Regions from separate parts of the Homo sapiens genome. Here region 1 is linked to region 2. The links are chromatin loops, found by intact Hi-C in ENCODE. Cell type or tissue: mammary epithelial cell. All regions are shown on one strand.

Evidence for each region. Peaks named below come from ENCODE experiments on the same cell type or tissue, not always from the same donor. Only the 100,000 strongest peaks of a DNase experiment are listed, where the experiment ranks them.
Region 1: a loop joins it to region 2, with 4 times the contacts of the local background. A loop is called at or near these places in 2 of 110 quality-filtered maps.

Annotation. Positions count from the first base shown.
Region 1 is chr9:106,106,602-106,114,601 of GRCh38, forward strand. The region is part of intron 3 of LOC107987108 (a long non-coding RNA gene); the gene reads left to right. Among named protein-coding and RNA genes, the nearest start is that of TMEM38B, 420 kb to the left of the region's middle. In mammary epithelial cell, no CTCF peak of the experiment used is centred here; DNase peaks (open chromatin) are centred at 3,280 and 4,070; H3K27ac peaks cover 3,426 bases.
Region 2 is chr9:105,897,163-105,905,162 of GRCh38, forward strand. No RefSeq gene overlaps it. Among named protein-coding and RNA genes, the nearest start is that of TMEM38B, 210 kb to the left of the region's middle. In mammary epithelial cell, a CTCF peak has its summit at 4,497 (motif pointing right); no DNase peak of the experiment used is centred here.

The DNA.
Region 1 (8,000 bases), 210 kb after region 2:
GCTCAGGAATTTGAGTACAGCCTGGACAACATGGTGAAACATCGACTCTACAAAAAAAATACAGATATTAGCCAAGTGTGGTGGCATGTGCTGAAGTGGGAGGATGAAGTGGCGGGAGGCTGAAGTGGGAGGATGGCTTGAGCCTGGAAAGTCAAGGCTGCAGTGAGCTGAGATCATGCCACTACAGTCCAGCCTGAATGACAAACTGAGAACCTGTCTCAAAAAACAAACAAACAAACAAAAAACCCCAAAACAAAGCAAAAAAAACACACCAAAACCAAAAAAACTTTATTGAATGAAAAATGAGGTTTAAACTCCTTAGGAGGAAAAACATGGTCCCTTCCATGAAGGAAATTAATCTCCTACATACTACCATGGCACTTTGTATATACTTCTATAATGGTTTTTGGAATATAATATATGGTTACTTTATTTTATTTTTTGAGATGGAGTCTCTGTCGCCCAGGCTAGAGTGTGGTGGCATGATCTCCGCTTACTACAACCTCCGCCTCCCAGGTTCAAGCGATTCTGCCTCAGCCTCCCAAGTAGCTGGGACTACAGGTGCCCGCCACCATCCTGGCTAATTTTTTTTTTTTTTTTTGTATTTTTGTATTTTTAGTAGAGACAGGGTTTCACTGTGTTGACCAGGCTAGTCTTGAACTCCTGACCCCGTGATCTGCCCACGCCGGCCTCCCAAAGTGCTGGGATTACAGGCGTGAGCCACCAGGCCTGGCCAGTATGTGGTTATTATATATACTACATATGTGATTTATCAAATGGACTATAAAACTCCTTGAAACAAGAGCCATGTCTTTTATTTTTGTATTTCTAGTGCTAACCACACAGAATAAAACTAGATTTAAATAAAGTGAACAAATGGATGAACTGGGGAAGAAATGTTGAAAGATTTGTTCTGTACAATGACCAACATCAAATGATCGAAGTATAAGACATTGATGGGGTGATATGAAAATAGTGAAAATGGGAGAGGTCACCAGTTTATAAAAGTCCATTAACTGGAACACTGGATAATTTGTCATTTCAGAACACGCTCTGTGCTTTTTCAGGACCTGCCTCCATGGTGGTTTTAAGATATGTCTAAAAATTCTTGACACTCCTCTCTTTTAAAAATGGAGCCTGATTTCCCTCCCTTGAATGTGAGTCAGACTTCATGACTTGCCTCTAACAAATAGGATGTGGCAGAAAAGATGTCATATGACTTCCGAGGCTAGATCATTAAGAAGGTAGCTTCTGTTGGCTCTTTCTCTTCTTTTGATTGCTTATGTTAGGGAAAGCCCATTTCCATGCTATGAAGACACTCACACAGCCTATGAAGAGGCCCCTGTGAGGAGGAACTGAGGCCTCCACCACCAACCAGCCACAACTTTCCAGCCGTGTAAATGAATCACCTTGAATGAAAATTTTCTTGCCAGTCAAGCCTTCAAATGACTACAGCCCCAGCCAATATCTTAACTGAAACTCCATGAGAAATTGCAAGATAAAATTGCCCAGCAAGCATGCTCTGGAATTTCAGACCCACAGAAACTGTAAGAATAATCAATGTTTATTTTTGTTTTAATCTACTGGCTTTTTAAGTAGTTTGTTATGCAGTAATAGATAGCTAATACATGCTCTACTAAGAATAATTCTTCTTTTGATCTCTTAGCATCCCATGTATTCTTTCAGGTCTAATTTGTTATGCAGCAATAGATAGCTAATGCATTCTGTACTAAGAATGACCCTCCTCTTGATCTTTTAGAATCTCATATATTCTTTCAGGTTCTGCTTCCGTTGTCCTGGATTATTCCCAGCTTCCTCCAGTCAGAGCTGATATTTACCTCTTGTAGTTTTACCTCCTTTTATTGCTTAATATTATTTATTCTTTTAGCAAAAATGTATTCATTACTCAATCTGTGCAGTATTCTATGCAGGGCATGGAAACCAAAAGATGAATGACTCAAAATTTTTGAAAATGGTTTTCTCTCCAAATATGCCCACTTTTCCTTGAGAAAAAGATTTTGATTGTTCTTCATTGTTAAGTTGTTTTGGGGCTTAAAAGTGTGAGTGTTGGGTTAAGGTTGTCTGGATAAGCATCCAGGCTTAGCCTGTTTCCTGTCCCAGCTTACTACCTGACTTCGGACAAGTTACCTCTCAAGGCTTAAGTTTCTGTCTGTAAAATGGGCATAACAGTAATTCCTGTCTTACGTGGTTATTATGAAGGGTAAATGGGATCATACATGTTCAGTGCTTAGCATGGTACCTGACACTAAGTAAATTCTCAATAAACATGTTGTATTATTGTCATTGATTATCCCACTCAATATCTAGCATAGTGACTAAAATAGGGTAGGTATTCAGGAGAGAAATGTTTGTTAAATTAAAATGTAAATGGAATAGGTTACTTTTGATATTGGAGGATAGATAGTCAGAAAAGCATTTCAGACATGAGGTGTCAGTCATTATTCATGCAGCACTGAGTCACTGAGTAAAATCAACTCAGTAACTTATTAATTGTTTAATTAACTTATTAAATGTTTAGTTACTATGTGCCATTAACTAGAGACATAGGAAAATGAGTGAAAGACATAGAAGGGCCAAGTGTTTGGACACTGGAGAAAACGTTTCTTAACCCAGGTGCTTCCATGGGAAAGCAAATTCCCTACTGCCAGAGTCCTAGATTCAGCAAATATTTATTGAGCCACTATTATATGCCAGGCAGTGTTACAGGAGCTTGGGGTACAGCGAATTTTCATTCATTTGATAAATATTTATTGAACACCTTTTTTGTGTGTGTGCCATTCTTTCAGTTCCATTCTGTGAACAAAACAGATGAGGATTTCAGCTTTCATGGACCTTTCTCACAAGGAGAAATGGACAATAAATCATATTCACCTTTGATGATTAACACTGAGTGTTAACTTGATTGGACTGAAGGATGTAAAGTATTGTTTCTGGGTGTATCTGTGAGGGTGTTGTCAAAGGAGATTAACATTTGAGTCAGTGGACTGGGAGAGGCAGACCCACCCTCAACCTGGGTGCGCACAATCTAATCAGCTGCTAGCATGGCTAGAATAAAACAGGCAGAAGAAGTTGTAAAGAGCAGACTTGCTGAGTCTTCTGGCGTTCATCTTTCTCCTGTGCTGAATGCTTCCTGCCCTCGAACATCAGACTCCAAGTTCTTCAGCTCTTGGACTCTTGGACTTACCCCAGTGGTTTGCCCAGGGGCTCTTGGGCCTTGGCCAAAGACCAAACAAAGGCTGCACTGTCAGCTTCCCTACTTTTGAGGTTTTGGGACTCAGACTGGCTTCCTTGCTCCTCAGCTTGGAGATGGCCTATTGGGGGACTTCACCTTGTGATCGTATGAGTCAATACTCCTTAATAAACTCCTCTTCATCTATACATCTATCCTGTTAGTTCTGCCCCTCTAGAGAACCCTGACTAATACATCATCCTACCTAGTTAATGATATAATTTGTTAGAAGATAATAGAAGCTATGAGAAAAAGGAAAAGAAAAAGTACAGCAAGATAACAAGGATCAGATATGCCAGGGTTAGTGTATGCAGGGGACTTTGCAGTTTGGTATATTTCTCACTGAGAAAGTGAGATATTGATGAGCAAAACTAAGGTCCTCTTCTACCATCTAGTGAAAGAGACAGACAAGAAGAAAGAAAATAAATCATTAGTGGCTGGGCATGGTGGCTCACACCTGTATCCCAGCACTCTGGGAGGCCAAGGCAGGTGTGGATCATTTGAGACCAGGAGTTTAAGACCAGCCTGGGCAATATAGCAAGACTCTGCCTCTACAAAAAATTATAAAAATGAAAAAAAGTAATGATAAATATCATTAAAAAATAGGATAATGTGAGAAAATCAAGGTCCTAGCTCTGGATATCTGTGCCCTTCCAGGTGGGAAGCCCAGGCCACTACCAGTCCTGCCCATCTGGCTGAAAAGAGTCTCTATTGAAGCACACACCTATGTTATGACCACCTCCTGTGTGTCTGTGAATAGGACAGCAGAACTATTATGTGTTGTAGCAGGTATTGTATTCCAACAAATTGGTCGACAAAAGAAGAGACATTCGTAATCTGTTAGTCATATTTCTGGTGGTGTAAATGGGTGATGATGGATCACTCTAACTAAAAGGTAGACTCTAGCCTCTCTGCACAGGACTGGAGGAGAAACTGTGTGAAGTTTGCCACTGTATAGACAGTATAGGATGTTGTCCTACAGTGGGAAAGATTTGCTTATTATGAGAACAGAATTTCTCATAGGTTTGAATTTGATCTTTAAATGAGGACTATTAAAGGGAGATGGCTCTTTCAGTTTTCTAACATAAATTTTAATTTTATTCCTGATAGATGAGATGTGGCTATGTCTCAGGTTTAAGAAGGAATGATGGGGTTGTGAAATGTTTCTCTTTCAGTTTGGTTGAAAGTAGTAGGAACTCAGAGTTTACATACCCTTAAAAGGGCTGTAGAGAGTGGGGAATATTCAGAGCACAGCCACAAAAGGTGATTAAAGGACCTGGGGAGGAAGGGAAATTAAAATTATTAGGCCTGCAGAAGGGCATGTGTGTGGCCAGGGTGAGAAGAGAAGGGAAGAAAAGGGAACTGACTTAATAATTGTTCTCTTGCCACTAGGGGTAGAACGAGAGGAAACAGGCTTAAATGAAAACAGGATAATTTAAGATAAGAAAGCTGAGTTTTTTCCCTGGGTTCTGGAGGCTGACGTCTCTTCTGTAAGATCTCCAGGGAAGATACACATCAGTCTGGTGTAGTTTATTTTAGCTTTAGTAAACATTTTACCCAAGGTGTGTAGCTTTGTCCATCTCTTTCAATGCTTCCAGCTGGTAAACTGAGAATACATATGATGTCTGAAAGCCGCGTTAGGCTGAAGAAATCTGATCTTAGTGTCGGGTATTGAATTTCCAATTAGAATGCTCATTTGCCCTCTGTGCTGCACACTCTGGGCCTTGGGCTAATTTAAATGGAGTATTTTCAGTGGATCCTGCCTAGAGACAGGAAGGTGGCTTAGGGGCCATCTCCTGCTTTCTTTTATTCTCAACGTACTGTGGGAAATACTGTTTATTCATTTAAGATTGCTGATTGAAGGCCAGATTAAATTATTTTTTATTCAACTAGTGTTGCTTGACATTTTTGTATATGATCTTTAATATTCTTCATTTTTAAAAGGTATGTATAAAATAATCCTCTTTATATACAATACAAATATATTTGTGTGTGTACAAAATAGATATACTATATAGTCATAAAGAGAGATGTAAAAGATGGCCAAGAAAATGTTAATGGTGCTTACATAAGGAAGGTAGAATTTCATGTGACCTTTACTTTCTTTTTTATAGTACCATGTGGTTTTTGAATTTTCTACAATGAGAATGCGCCATCTATATAATCAGAAAGAAAACAATAAAGCTATTGAGAAAAAATACTACCAGCCACATTTTGAGATTATTGTGATACGTCAAAGAGGCAAAATAAGACTTTACTCAGGATTCAAACCCAAAACTCACTCCAAGCCACGTGACTTGCACTTTCTTAGGTAATTTGAAGGGTACAAAGAAGCCAATGACACAGTGCCTTCCCCTGGGGAACTAATAAGCTGGAGAAAAAAGTCATATAAGCCAGAGACATGAAAGACAAAGCCAGGGGCAAAAACAGGGACTGGCTTAGGAGTTCTGTGAAGAGGTCAGGAAGTCCTTCCTGGATGACAGGGGAACTTGAAGATGACAAAACTCAGATAGCTCAGAGAAGGGGAATAACATCCCTGGTAGAAGGCACAGCATCCATAAGGCTCCAGGGGTAGAAATATATAAGGCAAGTGTGGCAGAATAATTTGTTAATATTAATTTGTGTTTTGTGATCTCTTTTCTCCAGAGGTTTAGTTGCAGAGCTGAAAACAGAAGTTATTTGAAGACAACAGACATTGCTGGCCTTTGTTTTTAAAAGCCTCAGTTTATTGAGGGGATCATAGGGGAGAGGGAAGTGGCTAGTGCCTTCGCATGGGACGCAGGACAGTTGGAATAGGGGAAAGCCATTTTCCCCAAGACCACAAGTGGGCTGCAGTTTAGGTTTGTAAGAGTGGCTGCACCTGTCCCCTGCACCCTTGCAGTGTCTCAGAGAGCTTGCAAGACCTTGGTAAGGAAGCATGGCATTCTTATTATGTTAAGCTGCACCCTGGGCTCCAGTGCCCAGCTTTGGCAAAGACCCAATGCGAATTGGAAGATTCCTACATACATGTAGAAAACAGAACAATTCCATAGTGCTAAAGAAAACATATGAATATGCAGATGCTTGTGAGGATACATTGCTTTGACCAAGTCAGATAAGTTCTGACACCTTAGTTTCTCCAGCTACCAAATAAATGGGTATATTGATCCCTTCCAGCTCTAAAATTCATCAAATCTACCAAATTAGAATGTCTGTACATGGCATCACTTCATTTCCGCCTGAAATGCGGTGAGGATTGTGTGGAAACCCCATTTCAAAAGAGCGACCACGAGAATGTGCACATATGCATAATGTTTTTCAGCAGGAAGTAGGAGTATACGGCATAGTAATTGAATCTGCCTTTTGAATCTTCTAAGCCAGCAGGATCTGATACCTGATCAGATGAGTATTGTTTCTTCCTTCCTGTAAAATCAGCTAAAATGGGAAGACTGAAGTGCAAATTTCCATCACAACTTGAGAAATCTTCTGCACTCATCCACCCCCACTCTCTCTTCATGTGTGCCATTTATTTGTATAGATTCTTGCTTTCAACCAAAGGGGTTCAGTTCCAGAGAGACAAATCATGCACAGAGAAAAAAATTGCTTCCTAGACTTGAATATTTAGTGATGAGCTAAACCTTCCGAGAGGGGAAAAAATATGATTCTGTTGTGAAGGGGGAAATAAATGTCCTCCAAATCAATGTGAAAATGGAGACCTAGGGAAGTGAGGTTCACATCTGTCCTTAATGTGGCTCTGGAAGGATGGAGACAGAGACAATAAATGATATATCAGACATGGTGCTCTGCTTAGAAATTGCAATTCTAAATGTCATACGCCGTGAGCTTCTCTCACTCCCCCCATTATTCAAGACAATTCACAGGAGATAACTTCTTGACTCTGCCATAATAATATTCTTGAGCTTGTCTCCCAAATAAACAACATTGGTTTCTGCTTTAAGCAATACCTTCCCCATTTTCCCACACCACTTAAATCAACAACCCCTTTCTCTGTCTGATCTGAATCCCAAGCCCCCAGCCTTGTATTTTGCTACACATATGCTTCCCATTCTGAGTTTGTGTTCCTTATCTCCAGTGTTATTAAAGAGCAGCTCAGCATTGCCCGGTTTATACTGGAGTTTTTTGCCACTCTAGATAAAATGGGAATATTTTGTGTCTTCTTTTTTTTTGAATCACCTTCTTAATCTTTATCATAATCTCTTCGTTTTTTTGTTTTAAACCCGTGATTTTTGTGTCAATTTTTTTTCTATTTATTAATCTGCAGACTCCAATCCAGTCACCTCGTTACCAAAATGAGAAACCTGGTATTCACATCACTCAATGTGGTTGGTTTTGGAGCTTGGTGAAGACTAAAAACACAGAAAGACTTGCAAGTAGCCTAGAGGGAATAGAGAGGTTGCTATTAATGTGTTTCTTCATTGAACAGAGCTCATCTGTGCATTTGGAAATAAAGAGAAAGTGACTGTTGAAAGCCACTGAGAAAAGTGCTATCTGGGACATTTTATCTGAAGATTTTATAGAAAATGAAGAATGGCCCAAAGTAAAATGTGGCATCACAGTAATATTCTTATAATGCTGGATGCTTGGCTAAGAGTAGCAAGGGGAAAAAAATGCCTTTTGAAAGTGGGGTTGGCTCAGGGAAGAAGAAAATGCTCTGTAGAGAAATAGAAATGTCTATACTTTACGGGGCCCAGAACTACTTGGTATTTGCAGAACATTCAGGCTTTTGCATCCCTATGGGCCTTCAGAATTC
Region 2 (8,000 bases):
GGTGTATATGTCCAGGAATTTATCCATTTCGTCTAGATTTTCTAGTTTATTCACATAGAGCTATTTGTGGTATTCTCTGATGATTGTCTTTCTGTGAGGTCAGTTTTTATTGTGTCTTTTTGATTCTTCTGTCTTTTTTTAGTCTAACTAGTGGTCTATTTTATTAATTTTTTCAAAAATCCAGCTCCTGGATTCATTGAATTTTTTTGAAGGGGTGTGTGTGTGTGTGTGTGTGTGTGTGTGTGTGTGTGTGTATGTCTATCTCCTTCAGTTCTGCTCTGATCTTGGTTATTTCTTGCCTTCTGGCTTTGGGGTTTGCTTGCTCTTGGTTCTCTGGTTTCTTTAGTTGTGATGTTAGGGTGCTGATTTGAGTTATTTCTAGCTTTCTCATGTGGGCATTTAGTGCTATAAATTTCTCTCTTAACACCGCTTTAGCTGCATCCCAGAGATTCTGATACATTGTCTTTGTTCTCATTGGTTTCAAGGAGATTTTGATTTCTCCCTTAATTTCATTATTTACCCAGGAGTCATTCAGGAGCAGATTCTTCAATTTCTATGTAGTTGTGCAGTTTTGAGTGAGTTTCTTAATCTTGATTTCTAATTTAATTGCACTGTGGTCTGAGAGACTGTTATGATTTCAGTTGTTTTACATTTGCTAAGGAGTGTTTTACTTCCAATTATGTGATTGATTTTAGAATAAGTGTCGTGTAGCGCTGAGAAGAATGTATATTCTGTTGTATTTTGGGTGGAGAGTTCTGTGGCTATCTATCAGGTCTGCTTGATCCAGAGGTGAGTTCAAGTCCTGAATATCTTTGTTAATTTTCTGTCTCAGTGATCTGTCTAATATTGACAGTGGGGTGTTGAAGTCTCTCACTATTATTGCGTGAGGGTCTAAGTCACTTTGTAGGTCTCAGATAACTTGTTTTATGAATCTGGGTGCTCCTGTATTGGGTGCATATACATTTAGGATAGTTAGCTCTTCTTGTTGAATTGAACTCTTTACCAATATGTAATACCCTTTGTCTTTCTAGATCTTTGTTAGTTTTAAAGTCTATTTTGTCCATAACTAGGATTGCAACTTCTGCTTTTTTCTGCTTTCCATTTGCTTGGTAAATTTTCCTCCATCCCTTTATTTTGAGCCTTTGTGTGTCTTTGCACATGAGGTTGGTCTCTTAAATACAGCACACCAATGGGTCTTGGCTCTTTATCCAGCTTGCCATTCTGCATCTTTTAATTGGGGCATTTAGTCCATTTACATTTAAGATTATTATGGTTATGTGTGAATTTGATCCTGTCATCATGATGCTAGCTGGTTATTTTTCACTTGTTGATGTAGTTGCTTCATGGTGTCATTGGTCTTTGTACTTTAGTGTGTTTTTGTGGTGGCTGGTAACGGTTTTTCCTTTCCATATTTAGTGCTTCCTTCAGGAGCTCTTGCAAGGCAGAGCCTGGTGGTGATTTCCCTCAGCATTTGCTTTTCTGAAAAGGATTTTATTTCTCCTTTGCTTATGAAGCTTAGTTTGGCCAGATTCAAAATTCTAGGTTGGAAATTCTTTTCTTTAAGAATGTCGAATATTGGCCCCCAATCTCTTCAGGCTTGTAAGGTTTCTGCTAAGAGGCCTGCTGTTAGTCTGATGGGCTTCCCTTTGTAGGTGACCTGTCCTTTCTCTCTGGCTGCCCTTAACATTTTTTTCCCTTCATTTCAACCTTGGAGAATCTGATGATTATGTGTCTTGGGGTTCATCTTCTCATGGAGTATCTTACTGGGGTTCTCTGGATTTCCTGAATTTGAATGTTGGCCTGTCTTGCTAGGTTGGGGAAGTTCTCCTGGATATCCTGAAGTATGTTTTCAAACTTGGTTCCGTTTTCCCCATCTCTTTCAGGTACCCCAGTCAGTCATAGGTTTGGTCTTTTTACATAATCCCATAGTTCTTGGGGTTTCTTCATTCCTTTTTATTCTTTTTTCTCTATTTTTATCTGCCTGTCTTATTTCAGCAAGATAGTCTTCAAGCTCTGAAATTCTTTCCTCCATTTGGTCTGTTCAGCTATTGATACTTGTGGTTGCATTATGAAGTTCTTATGTTGTATTTTTCAGCTCCATCAGGTCATTTATGTTCTTCTCTAAACTGGTGTTCTGGTTAACCGCTCCTGTAATGTTTTATGATGGTTCTTAGCTTCTTTGCATTGGGTTAGAACATGCTCCTTTAGCTCAGTGAAGTTCATTACTGCCCACCTTCTGAAGCATACTTCTGTCAGTTCATTCATCTCAGCCTCAGCCCAGTTCTGTGCAGTTGCTGGAGAGGTATTGTCGTCATCTGGAAGGGAAGAAGCACTCTGACTTTCTGAGTTTTCAGAATTTTTTTGTTGATTCTTTCTCATCCTCATGAGTTTATCTACCTTTGATCTTTGAGTCTGCTGACCTTTGGATGGTTTTTTTGTGGAGACTTTTGTTAATGTTGTTGTTGTTGCTCTCCATTTGTTTGTTTTTCTTTTAACAGTAAGGCCCCTCTTTCATAGGGCTGCTGTGGTTTGCTGGGGGTCCACTCCAGACCCTATTTACTTAAGTCCCTCCTGTCCCTTGAGGTGTCATCAGTGGAGGCTACAGAACAGCAAAGATGGCTGCCTGTTCCTTCCTCTGGGAGCTCTGTCCCAGAGTGGCACCGACCCAGTATCAGTAGGAATGCTCCTGTATAAGGTATCTGGTGACCTCTGTTGTGGGGTCTCACTCAGTCAGGAGGCACAGGATCAGGGACCTGCTTAATGCAGCACTCTGGCTGCCTCTTGGTGGAGGTGGTCCTCTGCACTGGGGGGAATCCCACTTGTCCATACTGCCTGATTCCTCAGAGCCAGCAGGGGGAAAGACTAAGTCTGCTGATACATGGAATCTGCAGCCTCTCTTCCCTCCAGGGGCTCTATTCCAGGGAGATCAGAATTCTGTCCATAAACCCTTGGCTGGAGTTGCTGAAATTCCCACAGGGAGGCCCCACCTGGTGAGGAGGAATGGGTCCGGGTCTGGCCTAAAGAGGCAGTCTGGCTACAATCTGCCACGGCCACTGTGCTGCACTATGGGGAATTCCTCCTGGGTCCAAACTACCCAGTTTCCTTGGCACCAGCAGGGAAAAACGGCAGACTGGAGCTGCAGTGATGGCTGCCACTCCTCTCCCAGGGAGCTGTCATCTTAGTCAGCAAGCAGCCACAGTGATGGTGGCTGCCCCTCCCCCTGGGAACTCTTAGTCTTAGGCAGTCTCGGGCAGTCTCCAGCCAGGCGGCCACAGAGAATCTGCACATGAGGGGTAAGTGGTGCCAATGAGCCTAGAGAGGTAAGTGAGGATGTGCAAAGCAGAGATTAAGATTTTGATCTTGGCCTTAGAACAAGAAGTCATTGATGCCATTAAAGGAATCTTAGTTTCATGTTGTTAAAACCAGTCTGTTAGAATTATGAAGAGTAGATTGGATGGGACAAGAAGTGCATCCAGGTAGGAGGCTGTGCCAGTGCCCAGGCAAGAGCTAATGGAGGTTCAGACTTGGTGGTGCACCAGTGGAAAAATCTGAGGGTTATTAAGAAAGAAAAGAATGAGACTTGGTGATAGATTGTTATGAGGGGTTATGAAGACTAATAATACTCCTTACCTTTTAGGGAAGTAAGGATGGAATGAGAAAACACAGGAACAATGCCTGCACAGAGTAGGCATTCAATAAATATTAGTTTCCTTCCTCATCCTTGAACCTGGGTTTCTGAGGCTCTATCAGCCCTTGAACACTGTTTTGGAGATGTCAGCCTACAGCTTCAGCTTCCCAGAGGGTTCAAGGGAATCACCTCCCACCTTTCTAGATTCCACACTTTTGCTGCTATTGCCTACCTTGTGGCACTTAGTGGGCAGCCATTCCTTATATAGAAATTACTGTCAACCAAGGTCCTCAGGTCTGTGTCTTCATGCTGTCAAAGCCCACCTCTGCCCCATGCACCATAAGCCGCAGATGAGGAGAAAGTGCAGATAGGTTAGTCCTCTGCTTAGGTGGAGCTGAGACCCCATGAGGGGGTCTTCTTGATAGCTAAGCCACGGACTGAGCAATACCTGTCTCCTCAGAAGAGGAGGGTAGGGGGCAGAGGCCATGTGGCTTCTGTCTTTCCCCAGGTAATATATGGGAGGAAGGGATTTGTAAAGAGATCATAGGGGAGAAGGTCTCAGCCAGGGCTCAGGCTCACATATATATGCAATTGTGTACATGTACCTGTGTACCCAGGGCTGTCTGCAAGTGCATGCTTATGAGTTCACATGTAATGGCATTATGTCCATGTGCTTGGCATGCTTGGGCTCAGGTCTGTATGTGCATGCATTTTTCCATGTGTGCACATACATGCTTGGATATGTGGAAAGTAGGTATGTGTGCATGCGTGCACATCATGTATCCATGTGCTCCGTGTGTGTCTCTGCAGAAGCCTTGGGCCTAAGCAGCCCCACCCCCAGAGTCACACATGCCCCTGACTGCCAGCAGGTGGCCCCTGAGCACCGTGTGCTGGGCTCTGGGGAAGGGGTCAGTGTGTTCCTGCCTCCCTCTCTTTCCTGAGAATCCCTGAGGTTAGGAAGTCCAGAGCGTTCTCCACTGCTCTAGCCTCTTGGGACTTTACCCCTGAGGCTCTGTTTACCTGAGATTCCACCCTCTTGCCACACAGAGGAGAAGCAAAGCCAGTAGCCAGGGGGCAATCCTGGGCTTAAGGAAGGCAATTCTGACCTGCCTAAGGTCCTGAAAGTGTCAGGGCTTACCTTTACATAGGGCTGCTGAACACCTGTGGTGTTCCTGGCTCTGTGCAAGGCTCTTGCAGAGAGATACTGGCCCAGACCAAGGCAGGCAGCAGGCACATAGGCAAGCCCTATGCCTGTGCTGAGGCTGGGGAGGAGTGTGGTCTGAGGATGAGGACTGTTCCATCTGGGCCACAGAAGGGGCAGAAGACAGTGCCCAGGGATACTTGCTGACCCCTGCTTGAAGTGGCACTGAGGCCAAGCAAGAGAGACAGATGGCATTTCCCTTTCTTGGAAGGGGGGCAATGCTATCATCCATATCTCATAAAGACAGCAACCAAGTACACAAAGACAGGCAATCTTTATTAATTGTGACTGTATGGCCTCAGGATAGTCAGGAAGGCTTGAAAAGAAAACCAAGGACTCAGTTGGATTTGACCACATGCACCTGAGAGCCACCAGAATGCCAGAGAGCTCCGTTAGTCCACTCTGCCTGGTTTAGTCCCCATGAATGGCTGTGAGCAGACAGGCCCCTGGATGGCTTGTTTCCGGATCTTTGGTGCCTCGCAGAGGGCTGAGCCAGGGTGGACACTCACTGGTGACTCCATGGTTTGGAGCCTTGGTGGGCAGTGCCTGGAGCATCTGGGAGGTGGGGTGCCTAAGTAAGGGCAGTCGAGGTGGTAGAGGGCAACTGGAAAGAGATGGTGGTACTTGAAGCTGAGTTTGGACCAGAGCTGCTCTGGTTGGGTTGGAGGAAGTCTGAGAGAGGTGAGGCTCCAGAGAAGGGGCCCAGATTAAACCGCTATAGAGCTGGGAAAGACCCGAGCCATCAGGCAATCCTGTGGTTTTTACCCTGCTTCCTGCAGGGCACTAGGGGACCCCCGATGTGCCCCAGAGCAGTCAGTGGTGGTGTGAAGGAAGCAGAGAGAGAGGCATTAGGTGAGACTCTAGACTCCTGCCTCAATTCAATCGAAGCCACTCAGGTTTTTTTTTTTTTTTTTTTTTGAGACGGAGTCTCGCTCTGTCGCCCAGGCTGGAGTGCAGTGGCGCTATCTCCGCTCACTGCAAGCTCCGCCTCCCGGGTTCACGCCATTGTCCCACCTCAGCCTCCCGAGTAGCGGGGACTACAGGTGCCCACCACCACACCCGGCTAATTGTTTTTTTTTTTTTTTTTGTATTTTTAGTAGAGACAGGGTTTCACCATTCACAGGATGGTCTTGATCTCCTGACCTCGTGATCCACCCGCCTCAGCCTCCCAAAGTGCTGGGATTACAGGCATGAGCCACCGCTCCCGGCGCCACTCAGCTTTTTATCTTGAAGACAAATTGGAGTTTATTTTATTTTATTTTATTTATTTTTATTTATTTATTTATTTATTTTTTGAGACAGAGTTTCGCTCTTTCACCCAGGCTGGAGTGCAGTGGCGAGATCTCGGCTCACTGCAAGCTCTACCTCCCGGGTTCACGCCATTCTCCTGCCTCAGCCTCCTGAGTAGCTGGGACTACAGGCGTCCGCCACCATGCCCGGCTAATTTTTTTTGTATTTTTAGTAGAGACAGGGCTTCACCGTGTTAGCCAGGATGGTCTTGATCTCCTGACCTCGTGATCCACCCGCCTTGGCCTCCCAAAGTGCTGGGATTACAGGCTTGAGCCACCGCGCCCGGCCAAATTGGAGTTTATTTTAAATCAAAAGCCTATTTATTGAGTGCCTACTATTTGCAATCCATGGTTTTAGATTCTAGTACTAGTTGAGGAACATGGCATATAAGGTCCCTGCTTTCTTGGTAATTTTACTCTAGTAGGGGAGACAAGTAAACAAATGGACATTAATTTTGGGTGGTAAGTGGTAGGAACACAATGAAACAGGATATGCAACAAAGTTAGGTGCGGGGAGGAAGAGGTGGAGCTCCTTTAGACTGGGTGGTTAAGGATGGGCTCTCTGAGGTCATAGCTGAGCTGAGGCCTGAATGATGAGAGTAGGAAGAGCATTCAGAATAAGACTTTGAATGAAGAAAAAGCTCTGTGGAAAAATTTGAAAACCACCTAGTTACTCTTCTTTTATATGTATTCATTTAATTAAATTTCAAAAGTAATATGTATTCATCGTAAAAAATTTTCAAACCTTATTATTGTATTTAAGGTAAAATGTAGAAGCAGCTCCTATCTCCATGTCACCTCCCTCTACCTCCGTTTCCACTTCCTGGAGAAAATCCCTTTATAGGATAGGTAGGTAATCTCCCAGATTTCTCTCCATGCATTTGCAAATCTATATATATATGTTTTATTTTAAAATTTGTATTTATTAAGAGATGAGTCTTACTCTGTCACCCAGCCTGGAGTGTAGTGTTGCAATCATAGCTCACTGCAGCCTTGAATTTCTGGCTTCAAGCGATCCTTCTGCCTCAGTCTCCCAAGTAGCTGGGACTACAGGTGTGAGCCACCATGCCCGCCTAATCAAATCTGTATGTTAATTACCAACTTTATTTTCAGTTGATTGTCTCCTAAAACATTCAAGTTTAACAAGTCCAGAATGGTACTCTGGATTCTCTTTACTAAACCTCTTCCTTCTCTGGGCTTTCTCATCTTAGTCACGGCACCACCATCTAACATAGGTTCAGTCCTAACGCTTGGAGATACTCTTAAGTCGTTATTTGCCATCTGACTAGATGTCCAATCCCCTAGCACATACTGCAGGCTCTACCTCCAAAATCTGCCCAATATCTGGACAATGCTTACACTCTCCACTGTGTCCAGCCTGATCTAAGCCATCGGCTTACCTTGCCAGGACCTCCCGATTGCACTTCATCCTACCATTGTTATCTTCTACAATCATTCTCCACCTAGCAGCTGGAGTGATCTTTTAAACATCATGAATGCAGTCATGTCCCTCCTTGCTTAATACCCCAGTGGCCTCCCATCACCCTCGGGAATAAAACCCAATCCCTTCACATGAATCCTAAATGATTGGACCATTGTCTTCCTCTCCAATCTCATCTTGTTCCTTTCTTCTCTTATTCATTATCCTCATCTACATTGTACATTCCTTCCTTTTCTCCTTCCTGTTGTATCTGGAGGCCTTGAATTTGCTGGGCTGATTCTTTTTTCTTTTCATTTTTATTAATTTTTTATTTTTTAATTTTATTTCAATAGTTGTGGGGAACAGGTGGTTTTCGGTTACATGAATAAGTTCTTGGGCCGGGCATGGTGGCTCATGCCTATAATCCCAGCACTTTAGGAGGCCGAGGGGGGCAGATCACCT